Linked DNA regions of Homo sapiens: region 2 is linked to region 1. The links are chromatin contacts, found by Hi-C in ENCODE. All regions are on one chromosome and are shown on one strand. Each heading gives the region's core, a stretch centred on a gene start or an enhancer-like site at or near the end of the contact. The rest is flanking DNA. Distances are from core to core; before and after follow the strand shown.

Region 1 (6,221 bases), core at 3,593-6,092:
TGGGAACATAGACCCCAAGGGGACCCTTAAGGGTCATCCCTAAGTGGACTTCAAAGACTGAAGTCTCAGATCTTAAAAAGTCACATGAGTTTTTTCTACTTGACATATTCATGTTTGTTGGACAGTCATATTCTAAAGTACTTGATATCTAGGGAAAGCATTATCTAAAAAGTTTCCTTGCATGTCCATCCATTCATTCTATATGTATTTATCAAGTACCATTCCGGGTTCTGGGATTGTGTCAGTGATTAAGAGTTCAAGGTGCTTGTCCTCATGAAGTACCTGCCCTCATATGGAAGAGAGAAAATAAACTAGTAAGCAAATCAGATGACAGTGACATGCTGTGAAGGAAATAAAACATGGAGATGAGGTAGATAACTTCTGGGGTGGGGGCTGAGGAGCACTTTAGACAAGGTAGTCGGAGACGGCCTCTAGGAGAGAAGTGGCATTGGCGCTTCTGAGAATGACGAGAAGCCAGCCACGGGAAGAGTCAGAGTGTTCCAAACCTGCCAGGTAGAGGGCCTTGAGGAATCGAATGCAGGGATCTTGTGCAGAGGGCAGGTGAGGCATAACTTGTAGGTCGTAAGGAGTCTGACTATTATTCCAAGGGCAAAGCAAAGTCATTGGAGGATTTTACACAAGGAAATAACATAACTTGATTTTACATTTTAAAAAGATCATCCTCTAGCTAAACAATATGAGGTTTCTCTTCAGAGCGATTAAAATATTCTAAAATTGTGGTAATGCTTGTACATCTCTGTGAATATATGAAAAACCATTTGACTGTACCCTTTAAATGGGTAAATTGGATGGTATGTGAATTGTATCTCAATAAAACTGTTACATATATACTATATATAACATATACATATATTATACATATATATATATCATGCTGGCTGGGTGCGTCACACCTGTAATCCCAGCACTTTGGGAGGCTGAATTGGGAGGATCGCTTGAGCCCAGGATTTCGAGACAAGCCAGAGCAATATGGTGAATACGGGCATGTTGGTGCATGCCTGTAGTCCTAGCTACTCAGGAGACTGGGGTAGGATGATCGCTTGAGCTTGGGAGGCTGAGGTTGCAGTGAGCTGAGATCATGCCATTGCACTACAGCCTAGGCGACAAATCCAGGCCCTGTCTCAAAAATAAATAAATAAAAATAAAAAAAAAGATCATCCTGGCTGTTGTGTGAAGAACGGGTTGGAAAGTGAAGATAAAAGAAGGGTTTGAAGCCTATTGTAGTATTGTAGGCTGGAATAGGCAGTGGAGGAGATATCAGGAGTTAAGCGTGTTTTAGAGGCAGAACCAACAGGACTTGATGAATTGGCTGATGGAGGCGAGGGAAAAAGAACTAGGAATAATTCCCCTAGACTTATGGCCTGAACAATGGGGGTGCTGTACTGAGACAGGGAAGAAACTGATGATTTTGTTTGGAGGAACGGGTGTAGGGTGCTAGGAAATCTCTGTTGGGCATTTTAAGTTTGAAATCCAAGTGGAGACATCAAGAGGCAATTATAAGAGCCTGGGCCTCAGGGAGAGAGAGATAGTAGATATAAATTTAGAAATAGTTAATAAAGACAGGCAATGGAACGAAACAAGGTCACCCAGAGAAAGAGTTGAGATGGAGCAGATTGTTGGAGAGAGGCGGGGAGGAGAGGTGAGAGAAGAGAAAAGAGGGAAAAGAAGAAAGAGAAAAAAAGGAGTTGGGAGCGAGCCGTTGACATTCCACATTTAGGAAGTGGGCAGAGGAGTCAGACAAGAGTTTGAAATAAAGAGCCCATGCAGTAGAAGGGAAACCAAGAGAAGGCAGTGCCATCAATGCTGCGACAGGACAGTGCTTGGGCAGATGGGGCCCATCACTCCAGTGCTGCTCAGACGTCGGGTAAGATGAGGCCAGAGATGTGGCAATGGATTTGGCTGCATGGAGGTCATCTACCACCTTCAAAATAGCAGCTTCACGGGCAAGGGGGCAGAAGCCAGTTTGGAGTGGGTTGAAGAGTCCATGGGAGGTGAAGCTTTGGAGACAGTGAGTATAGAACACACTTTTGAAAAGGTTCAGTGTAAAGGGGAACAGAGAAATGGGGCATGAGCTAGAAGGAGACACCACAGGATAAAGAGAGGGTTTATTTTTGTTCATAGAAGATGCCAGAGCGTGTTTGAATGGCGGACAGGATTGATCTGGGAAAGAGGGCGACACTGTTGACGCAGGAGAGCAGAGCTTCAGGAGTGACGTCTGAGAATGGGAGGGATGGGGTCCAACTTCCCAAGAGTTAATCTACTTAAAAAAATTAAAAGGTAAAATTGGTAAGTTTTTGTTCTTTAAGAACATTTGGCCGGGCGCGGAGGCTCACGCCTGTAATCCCAGCACTTTGGGAGGCCAAGGCGGGTGGATCACCTGAGGTCAGGAGTTCAAGACCAGCCTGGCCAACATGGTGAAACCCTGTCTCTACTAAAAATGCAAAAAAAAGTTAGCCGGGCATGGTGGCGGGCGCCTGGAATCCCAGCTACTTGGGAGATTGAGGCAGGAGAATCGCTTGAACCTGAGAGGCAGAGGTTGCAGAATGTGCCATTGCACTCCAGCCTGCCAGCCTGGGTGACAAGAGTGAAACTCTGTCTCAAAACAAACAAACAAACAAACAACAACAACAACAAAACATGCATACTATACCATGGATGTTACGCTATAATGAAAACAGTTAGCATTGAGTGTTATATTTGTATTCCATAAAGTATATCTAATTCCAGTTCTGGGGTTCTGAGTGTTTTTGGTTCCTTTTTATACTTGGCTATAGATACATATATATTTTAAAGGACTGAAACAAGATTACTAGGTTGAATTCCTGAGAACTATACATGAATCATTTGAGTTATGATTCTTTTTTCTCTAATATTTCTATCAGGCAATGCATTTGCTAGAGTAAAAATTGGAGATTACCATTACTATGGCTATGGGACTAAGAAAGACTATCAAACAGCAGCCACACACTACAGCATTGCAGCCAACAAATACCACAACGCGCAAGCCATGTTCAATCTGGCTTATATGTATGAACACGGCTTAGGCATCACAAAGGTAATTTTGCTGGTAATAATTCAAACCTAGTAATGACAGCTGTGTGAGAAGACAGAATGTGTAAATGTTTTGAATTTCATTGATGTCATCAATGTAGAGGAAGGAAGGAGAGGACTTAACATTTGCCAAATCCATCCCTTGTGCCAATACATATTACTTACCCTAATATGAACCTTATGAGATAGAAGTTATTTTCTCCATTTATGCCAAGGACATAACTGGTGAGTAGAAGAGATCTAGTCTAGGCCAATTCAACTAGTAAGTTCCTGCTTTTTGCAGCACATGCTTTTTCCAGTAGGCCCTGTCTCCATTTTCCTTCACCTCTGGGCCTTTCTTTCCATTAAAATTTCCACTGGTTCTCAAGCTCTCAGGAACAAGGAGAAAGTGAAAAGAGACCAGAGCTGGATACCAAGGTGGTATTAATCCAGAAAAGTCTTATGAAGCACCTACTGTGTACATGACCCAGTGCTGGATACTCTAGAAAGGCCAAAGAGAGTGAATCTCCAGTCCCCCAAGACTACACTTGACTTGAGGCGATGAGTCATATTCACTTAGAAAAACAGCCAGCACTGCAAGGTGGTATTGAGTAAATCTCTTAGACAGTGAGTAATTAAGGCAGAAGATGACATCAGGGTGTCACAGAGTGAGAAAGATGTATTCAGTATCAATAACGATAATAATAGCCAGGCATTGGGTTAAGTGGGCTATGCGTTTCTGTCATTTACATCACACAACCACTCAACGAGATAAGCCCTAGAACTATCCACTGTGTATGCATCAGGAAGCCACAGCGCAGAGAGGTTATGTCATTTGGCCAACCAGCTTGCGGAGCTCGTCAATGGTGGAGCCAGAATTTGAACCCAGCCCTATCTGACCCTGTTTTTTGGTGAAAGAGTGGGCCTCGCAGTGAGTCATTCTTGGTGGTCAAGCATGTGAGCTTTTCATTCCTGGCTGCGTTTCTAGAGCCAAATAACGTGGGAATTATCGGCTTTCCTATGCGCTCTTCTTTCTTCCGGTTGTGCTAGTAATTGAGAATTATTGGTAGGGAATTTCCTATTTGAGAACTGCTAGTGGTGCACAGTGAAGCCAAGGGCTTCTTATTCAGCGGTATGGATCCCTGCCATCCTGTCCTCCCCTGCAGCCTGCCTTTTGGCTGATCATTTTTCATTAGCCCTGGCACCCTAAGCAGTGGAAAGAATGTCAAATCCAAATCCAGTCTGTTTGCCCCATTTCTAGCAGTGTAAGCTTCCCATGTTTGTAAAATGTGGGTAAGAATGGGACAGGATGGATAGCTAAATTGGATAATTCTTGGGATGTTATTTAGCCATCCCTGGGCCCCTCACCCATTATCCACCTCAGTAAAACAGATATCTGCCCTGCCCCAGGCATTAAGAATAAAATGAATAAGATTTTATGAAAGGGCTTTGTAGTCAAACAGTATGTAGAATGACTGCTATTTAGATCAGAAGGGAATTAGAGCAACTGCTAAGTAAGGCTTCAATAAGATTAAAGCCTTTCTCTACTCATCATTCCTCATGCAAAACATAATAATATGGGAGAAGCACTGTCTATAGAAGGGATAAAGTGACCCCACTCCATGTGTTAAATTCATGTTAGCTTTCCTATCCTTGGCACCACCATGTTATTCAAAAAGGACTTGGTTGCCCTGACAGCTGTATTCGCACCTAGGTGAGGCCATTTTGCCTGAGTCCCTGGGGACAGGCAGGTGTCCTCTCAGGACACAGAGCCAGCAATGCTGGGAAAGGCACACTGCTGGCCAGTGCCCAGCTGGCGGACTGTCAGAGGGTTTGGTTTTCCTCTTTGGAGTCACCACTGATCTGTTTCCTAAGCACTTCCTTCACAATGTCAAATAGTAGTTGTTGAGACACACGTTTCATACATTCAGGAAAACACTTAAGTTTCTCTCTGGCCAGTTTTCTGTTCTTTTCTACCAGGGTTCTTGTTAAATCATGGGTAGTTCATTTTGAGCAGTCTCTTTCAGTCACAAGTCTATTTTTTTTTTCCTACAGAAAGTCTCTACATTAAAAAAAAAAAAAAATCAGGGACTACTCTTAACCTCCCACTTGGATATGAGAATTTTAGGCTGAGCTAATGAGGGACCATTGCCCTTTGTTTTTATTTGGTTTCTTTTGTTTAGCAATTACAAAAATAATAACTGAGTATCCAGAGGTATCTTGCCATCTCAGAGTCAAATTTACAAGGTGCTATCACCTTCTCTAATTCTTAAAATGAATATCCTGATAATTAAAAGCCCAAAGCTTGTTCTAATGAAAGCAAAGAGAGTAGGAGAATAGGCCTTCCCAGCAGTTAAGTCATCAAGTAATTAAGCATTTCTTCAATGAGGCACTTTGCAATCCTCTTTATTAGTTAATCCTCATGCAAACTAGTGAGAAAGATGAGTATAATACCACTATCACAGTGTCTTTGAGAATCAAAGAAGGTGATATGGAATAATGCTTTATAAACATGCAGACATTTAAGACCTCTGGGGAAGAAAGGTATAAATCATCTCTTGGTAAATCAATATTAAAATATGGGTCATTATTTTTATCATCTGTCTTTCAAAAAGGAAGTTGGGGCTGCGATGATGCAGGTGAGCTATCCTAGTAGCTTCACTGAGAAGCGTCTCAGCCAGTGAGCTCCTTGTCTCACTGACTGCATCATTGTTCTGGGAACAATGAATAATGGGAGTGACTGCATCATTGTTCTGAGAACACTGAATAATGCCTGGGGAGGAACTGGGAGAGGACCTGAAGTAGTTCAGAAACACAAGCATTCACACACAAGTTGTTATGAAACTGTTTCTCAGAGGGCCAGGCATGGTGGCTCACGCCTGTGATCCCAGCACACTGGGAGGCCGAGGTGGGCAGATCACTTGAGGTCAGGAGTTTGAGACCAGCCAGGCTAACATGGCAAAATCTTGTCTCTACTAAAAATGCAAAAATTAACCGGGCAAGGTAGCATGTGCCTATTGTCCCAGCTACTTGGGAAGCTGAGGCACGAGAATAGCTTGAACCCCGAAGGCAGAGGTTGCAGTGAGCCAAGATCCAGCCTGGGTGACAGAGCGAGGTTCCCTCTTAAAAAAAAAAACCCCAAAAAACAAAGAAACAGTTTTTCAGTTGAT
Region 2 (6,084 bases), core at 1,687-4,186, 37 kb after region 1:
TATTGAGCTGGGCATCGTGGCACATGCCTGTAAGCCCAGCTCCTTGGGAGCTTAAGCCCAGGAGTAAAAACAAAAACAAAAAAACCCAAAAAACCCCAGCATGCTGACTCACTTTTTAAAGATTAAGGGACCCAAAGTAAATCATGCTGTGCTTCCTTCTTAAATCTTATCCTCAGGGGAAGTCAAAGTCTACTTTGAAGGGAAAAGAAGTCCCCAAGGTCAACAGAGTCTGAGAAACTGTAAAGATGGGAGGGCTTCCTGTCCACTTTGCCTTGGGACCCAGGTTCTGGGGTCAGGCTGAAAAGCTCCTCTGAGATCATCCTGTCCAATGGCTCGCAACCATTTCCCACCTCTAACATGAGCTCCCTCTGGCTGTGACTCTCAACCAAGGAGAGAAAGGTGGAAGTGTTTGAAAAAGCCCTTCAGGAACGTGAAAGGCAGGCTGGTAGCCTCCTTTGAGACTCACCAATTAGCAAACCTGTAATTTTACAGATGAAGATATTGAGGTCAGAGAGATGGAGTCTGCCCCAGCATTAGGAACAAACAGGACCAGCACTAAACCCAGACCACCTGACTCCCAGTCCCCGACCTTTCTTTGACTTCCATAGTTTTTTATGGCAGACTGGCAAGTCTTTCTTTGGAATTCTCCTCTTCCCAATCTCCCACTCACAATCTGAGCACAAACACTCTGAGCACAAAAACAGTACACCTGGTAAGTGTTCCTGATATTCTACCACCAGACCTGTTCTGACAGAACTAGCAACGGGCATCCTGGCCAAACGTGTGATTCCTGAATGAAGAGTCTAGACACTGGCCGGGTTACAATGGCCACTTTCAAAGTGCAGGCAATTTACTTTTGCCTGGTTTTAGCAGTGACTAACAATGTACGATCAAGTCTGGCTTTAAAGAGTCCTTGTTATTTCCACATCCTTGTACTCATTTGTGAGCCTGGTAACAAGTATGCAGTGTCAACAGTCCATCCTAATGAGCTGTCGCAACTCAACAGCTACGGCAGAAGGGAACTGGCTGAAGAATCTGTGTGCAGTTATGTAGCTCACTGAATTCTCATGGTCTTCCCAAATTCTCTGATTTCATTTGGAAATTAGCCCATCGAGGCTTCCAAAAAATTTATCCTAATATTCCCAGGAAAGAAAATTTGAGGCCTACTAAACTTAATGTGGGAAGTTAGTTCCATTTCAAGATATCATGGAATCAAACCTCCAGGCAAGAGCATTTCAGGTCTGGTGTTCTCTGAGAACAAAAGTAATACAGTTTATGTTAACTTTACCTAATTGTAAATAAGGGGGCTATGTTTTATGCTGAAAATAACAACTCAGAATACCTTGCCCACCCTAATACACCTCCTGAAGACAGTGTATCGCGTATCAGTTATCTATTGCTGTGTAACAAATTACTCTAAAACACAGTTGCTTAAACCACAAACATTTATCATCTCAGTTTCTGTAGATAAGATATTTGAGAGTGGCTTAGCTAGGTGGTTCTAGCTCAGGGTCTCTCATGAGGTTGTGGTCAATGCATTGGCTGGGACCACAGTCATCTGAAGTTTGGGCCTGGAGAATTGCTTCCAAGATGGCTCCCTCACATGGCTTTTGGCTGGAGGCCTCTGCTCCTCACTTCTAGGTCTTCTCCATGGAGTTGAGTGGCCTTACAATATGGCTGCTGGCTTTCCCTAGAGTGAAGGATCCAAGAGAGAGTAAGGAGGATGCAATGCCTTTTATTACCTAGTCTCAGAAGTGACACACCATCTATTTGTTGGAAGGGAATCACTAAACTCAGCCTGTACTTAGAGGGGAATGAAGTGTCCCGTCTTAAAGAGAAGCATATCAAAAATTTGTGGATAGATTTTAAAACCACCACAGATGGCAAAGCATTATTTTCTTATTTGTTAACAGTAACTTATCAGTGTTCACCCCACCTTCTAGTATTTTCAAATTGATGTTTTTTAAACCAGCATGGTAAAATAACTGTCATGTATGTATTCAGGTAGAGAATTAAAATATACCAATATCTGAAAAGGCAAGTCTGCTTATGATAAATTTCCTGAAGATTAATTTCACATCATTAACCACAACCCCTCCCCAAAAAAGCTCAAAATATTTCTTAAGCAAGAGAGGCTAATGGTAACTTACAAAGGAACAGAATAATAATCACTGCATCAACTATCTTTCTTTTTTCCAAATATCTACTAATATTCACTTCTTTCCTTCACAGAAGCCAATCCACGGTAAAATACTTTTATTCCACTCCTACTTAAGGAATACATAATCAATACAAAAATTGTACTTTTTTTTTTTCTTTTTTGAGACGAGGGTCTTGCTGTTGCCCAGGCTAGAGTGCAGTGGTGCGACAGCTTGCTGCAGCCTTGACCTCCTGGGCTCGATCAATACTCCCACCTCAGCCTTCTGAGTAGCTGGGACCACAGGCTTGTGCCACCATGCCTGGCTAATTTTTTTTTTATTTGTAGAGACAGGGTTTCATCACGTTGCCCAAGCTGGTCTCAAACTCCTGGGCTCAAGCAATCCTCCCGTCTCAGCTTCCCAAAGTGTTGAGATCACAGGTGTGAGCCACTGCAGCCGGCCAAAAAACTGTACATGTCTTTAATGCAGGTCATACTGTAATTGCTTCCACCTAGTGGATGAAAATGGTACTAAAAGAGTTTGAAAAAATATATAAACTTCCCTCACAGGTACTTCATGACTCACACACTTCTGTAACTTTTTACAATCATATCACATACTTGATGTATATAGGTAGCTTACATCTCAATAAATCCTACAAATTCTTCCTATAAAGCAAAAATTCTTTTGTAGGTATACATTTTCATATTTACCTTTGGAATTCTCCAGGCCAACCTGGAATATTGCTAAGAACCAGGAAATAAGCCAAACAGTCTCCTGGCAGCCAACAGGTGTCACGGTGTGCACATACTAGAGCCCTGTCAGACTGACAACTATAAAAGCAGAGACTAGTTGGATGCCTGGCACATGAAACTCAATGAAGATCTGTTAAAGGAACCAATAAAGCTCATGAATTTTATTCCAAAGGAGTCTTTCTCCCAGAACCTAGTTCCTCTTTCCTACCTTAATACAAAAGTCCTAGAAATCTTTCAGTATGAATTCTAATCTTATAGCTAAACAGAGAAGAAATGACTCAAGAAAGTTCATTTTGGTCAAGGTGTTGAGATTGACAACTGACAGCAAGTAAGAAAAGTGCTGGAAAAGACACAAAACCAACCACAGCATTCTTGGGACCAGTCTGGGAAGAAGCAATACAGACAACTTGAGTTTATGATATTATCTGTGGGGTTATCAAGAAATGGTTATTGGCCAGGCCTGGTGGCTCACACCTGTAATCTCAGCACTTTGGGAAGCCAAGGTGGGCAGATCACAAGGTCAAGAGATTGAGACCATCCTGGCCAACATGGTGAAACCCCATCTCTATTAAAAATACAAAAATTAGCCAGCGTGGTGGCACGCGCCTGTAATCCCAGCTACTTGGGAAGCTGAGGCAGGAAGAATCACTTGAACCCAGGAAGCGGAGGCAGCAGTGAGCCGAGATTGCGCCACTGTACTCCAGCCTGGAGACAGAGCGAGACTCCGTCTCAAAAAATAAAATAAAATAAAAAATAAAAAAATAAACCAACAAAAAAGATGATTATTTATCATATACCATTTAAGAATGTAACATTTATGAAAAATTTTTGATAAAGACCTTTTAAAAGTTTCATTGCTTAAAAGGATGAGCTCTTAATCATTTGGAAAATGTGGTTATTCAGAAAAATTAGTTTCCTGAGGGCTCCAAACAATAAAAGCTTAATAGCACACTTCCAGCAGATTTAACTACAAAAATAATTTCACTAGTGTTATACACACTAAAATAAGTGTTTTCACTACAATCACTCACATTAAACAATAAGGGTCCTCAATTAGCTGTGTTTGATTTACTTAATTTTTTTAAACAAATGGAGCTTTTTTTGGGATAGCCAGAGTAGAGTAATCCTTAGCTCCACCCCACCATCCACATATAATTCCGTTGACATTAAATAAGCAAAAGTAATATTCTTGCTTGGAAAATTCAAATTTTACAGGAAGTTTAAAAAGTGAAAAGTACAAGTCTCCCTCCTAGTTTCTATACCCCTGACAGACATTCAAACAGAATGACACAGACACACCCAGTTCCTCAGTCCCCTTCCTCAGCAACAGCCACTTAACACTGAGATGTGTTCTTCAAAAACAAGTATTAGTGCACAAAAACACATGTCCTTTTGGAAATATAGACCCCTGGAATTTACCCATTCCTCCATCATCAGTTTGCACTTTAAAACACAGGGTTTTTGGTGGATTTTTCTTTAGATGAGGTCTCCTCTTTTGCCCAGGTTGGAGTGCCGTGGCACAGACAGCTCACTGCAGCCTTGAACTCCTGCCTGCCTCAGCCTCCCAAGTAGCTGGGACTACAGGCATGCGCCATTGCACCTGGCTAGCGCAGTTTGTTTTTTGTTGTTGTTCTCTCTCTTCAAGTTCTGAAAATTAAGCTAAAAAAAAAAAAAACCCCAAAAAACAAAACGCCAAATTCTACTTCACAGGTTTACTTTGTGTTAAAACAAAAAAGCTACCAAGCGTATCCCAGTTTCAAATATCGATGATTTTTCAAACTGAAGGGAACAATAATTTCTTTTTCTCCTACAAATCTTGGTTTTTAACTATAACTTAGTCTTTCAAAGGGCAAGTTTGTTATATAATTAGTTCAAAATGTAACTGAATATCTACTATGTGGAAAGTCCCATGTGCTACGTACAGGCTAACACACAGCCCCCACCCATGGACAGCTTGTTGCTAATACAGTAAAGGAGGGAAGGAAGGCAGAAGAGAGACTGAGAGGAGACAGAAGGAAATGCTATTATAGATCACTGAAGGCTGAAGATGAGGCTAGGGCAGTGCCCAGGTTAAATGGAAAAGACAGCGAACAGCTAACTGGAAACAAAACACTTAGCGCTCACTCCTGCTTGCTTCTCAGCCTTCTCCCTGCTTCCTCTATGTTCTTCTCACCTATCCTAAGCTGTCTGAGCTTGATTATCTCCAAATGATTTTGAACCCTCCTCGACAACAACAGGACTGTGAACTTGGATTAGGATAATAGTGCTTAAGCCCTGAAATTACAAAGGAAAGCTTAACAATAAACTGATGACTGTGCAGAGACTGTTACATGTGATTCTACTTCTGGTATTCTTTAAAATGTTTTCTTCTTCCCTAAGGTAGGGTGGGGTGTAAAACCATGGTGGTCCCACCCACACCATGGAGATAAAAAAGAAATAAGGTTAAATTCAGATGCTTTAAAAAAAAAGAGTTGAGGAGGGATTTAATAAAGATACATGCTCTTCTAAATTCTAAAACCACATAACTCTGGAGAAGGTGCATATTCATCTGTTCCTCTTCAAGGCAAAGAAAACAGTATGACAAATGAAAAAGGTGTAAAAGGTCAGCATGAGTAATATTTTCCAAGGCATTTACATATGTGAACATTATTTGCAAATATTTTAGGGAAATATTTTCTTTGCTTTTAGGCTGAATCTGCAAAGACACTCAGCAGTATCCTTATGAGAACAGAAACAATATGAAACTGAAATGGTTACTATAGATGTGATATTAGGTTTTCCTAATTATATGAAAAGCCTATTAGTAAATAGCTTAGAGTGCTTCTTGCTTCAAAATATAATAATTTTAGATGTTAAAGCTATCCATTTCTGATGAAAATTCTGGACGACATTAACACTGAATAAATATTTATTGTGATTTTTTCCCCGGTGGCATAAGGTTGTTTATTTTTCCTAGCTCTCCAAATGACACAGTTGCGGAACCTCTTTCAGCTGGTCTTGCCTGAAAATAATAAAGATTAAAGATATTAGAAATAGATAGATAATACACAGCCCCAATTAAAGCCCTTAATGCTGTCTTACATTACCCCTTCCCCCAAGTTAGTAAACAATAATCTGAACACGAACCCACTAAGAAAAGTGATCCATCTTAGTAACGTTACCTGTGACTCATGATATTTCCATCCTATCAT

Evidence for each region. Hi-C counts contacts between places; a loop is a spot of excess contacts on that map. Pooled maps may share reads with other maps.
Region 2: a loop to region 1 is called in a map of psoas muscle, with 2.1 times the contacts of the local background. The contact joins two enhancer-like sites. A Hi-C loop is called at or near these places in 2 of 168 maps with a recorded cell type or tissue (psoas muscle and sciatic nerve) and 4 of 50 pooled maps.

The regions. Positions count from the first base shown.
Region 1 is chr20:13,856,117-13,862,337 of GRCh38, reverse strand. SEL1L2 (SEL1L2 adaptor subunit of SYVN1 ubiquitin ligase) reads left to right here. Exons shown (of 20, transcript NM_025229.2): 18 at 2,904-3,076. Among named protein-coding and RNA genes, the nearest start is that of NDUFAF5, 74 kb to the right of the region's middle. Within about 2 kb of position 4,842, at least 4 of the 41 ENCODE cell types and tissues checked have a DNase peak (open chromatin) inside an H3K27ac peak, as active enhancers do.
Region 2 is chr20:13,816,928-13,823,011 of GRCh38, reverse strand. NDUFAF5 (NADH:ubiquinone oxidoreductase complex assembly factor 5) reads right to left here. Exons shown (of 11, transcript NM_024120.5): 10 at 6,055-6,084; 11 at 1,432-5,894. The coding sequence ends at 5,802. Among named protein-coding and RNA genes, the nearest start is that of NDUFAF5, 35 kb to the right of the region's middle. Within about 2 kb of position 2,936, at least 3 of the 41 ENCODE cell types and tissues checked have a DNase peak (open chromatin) inside an H3K27ac peak, as active enhancers do.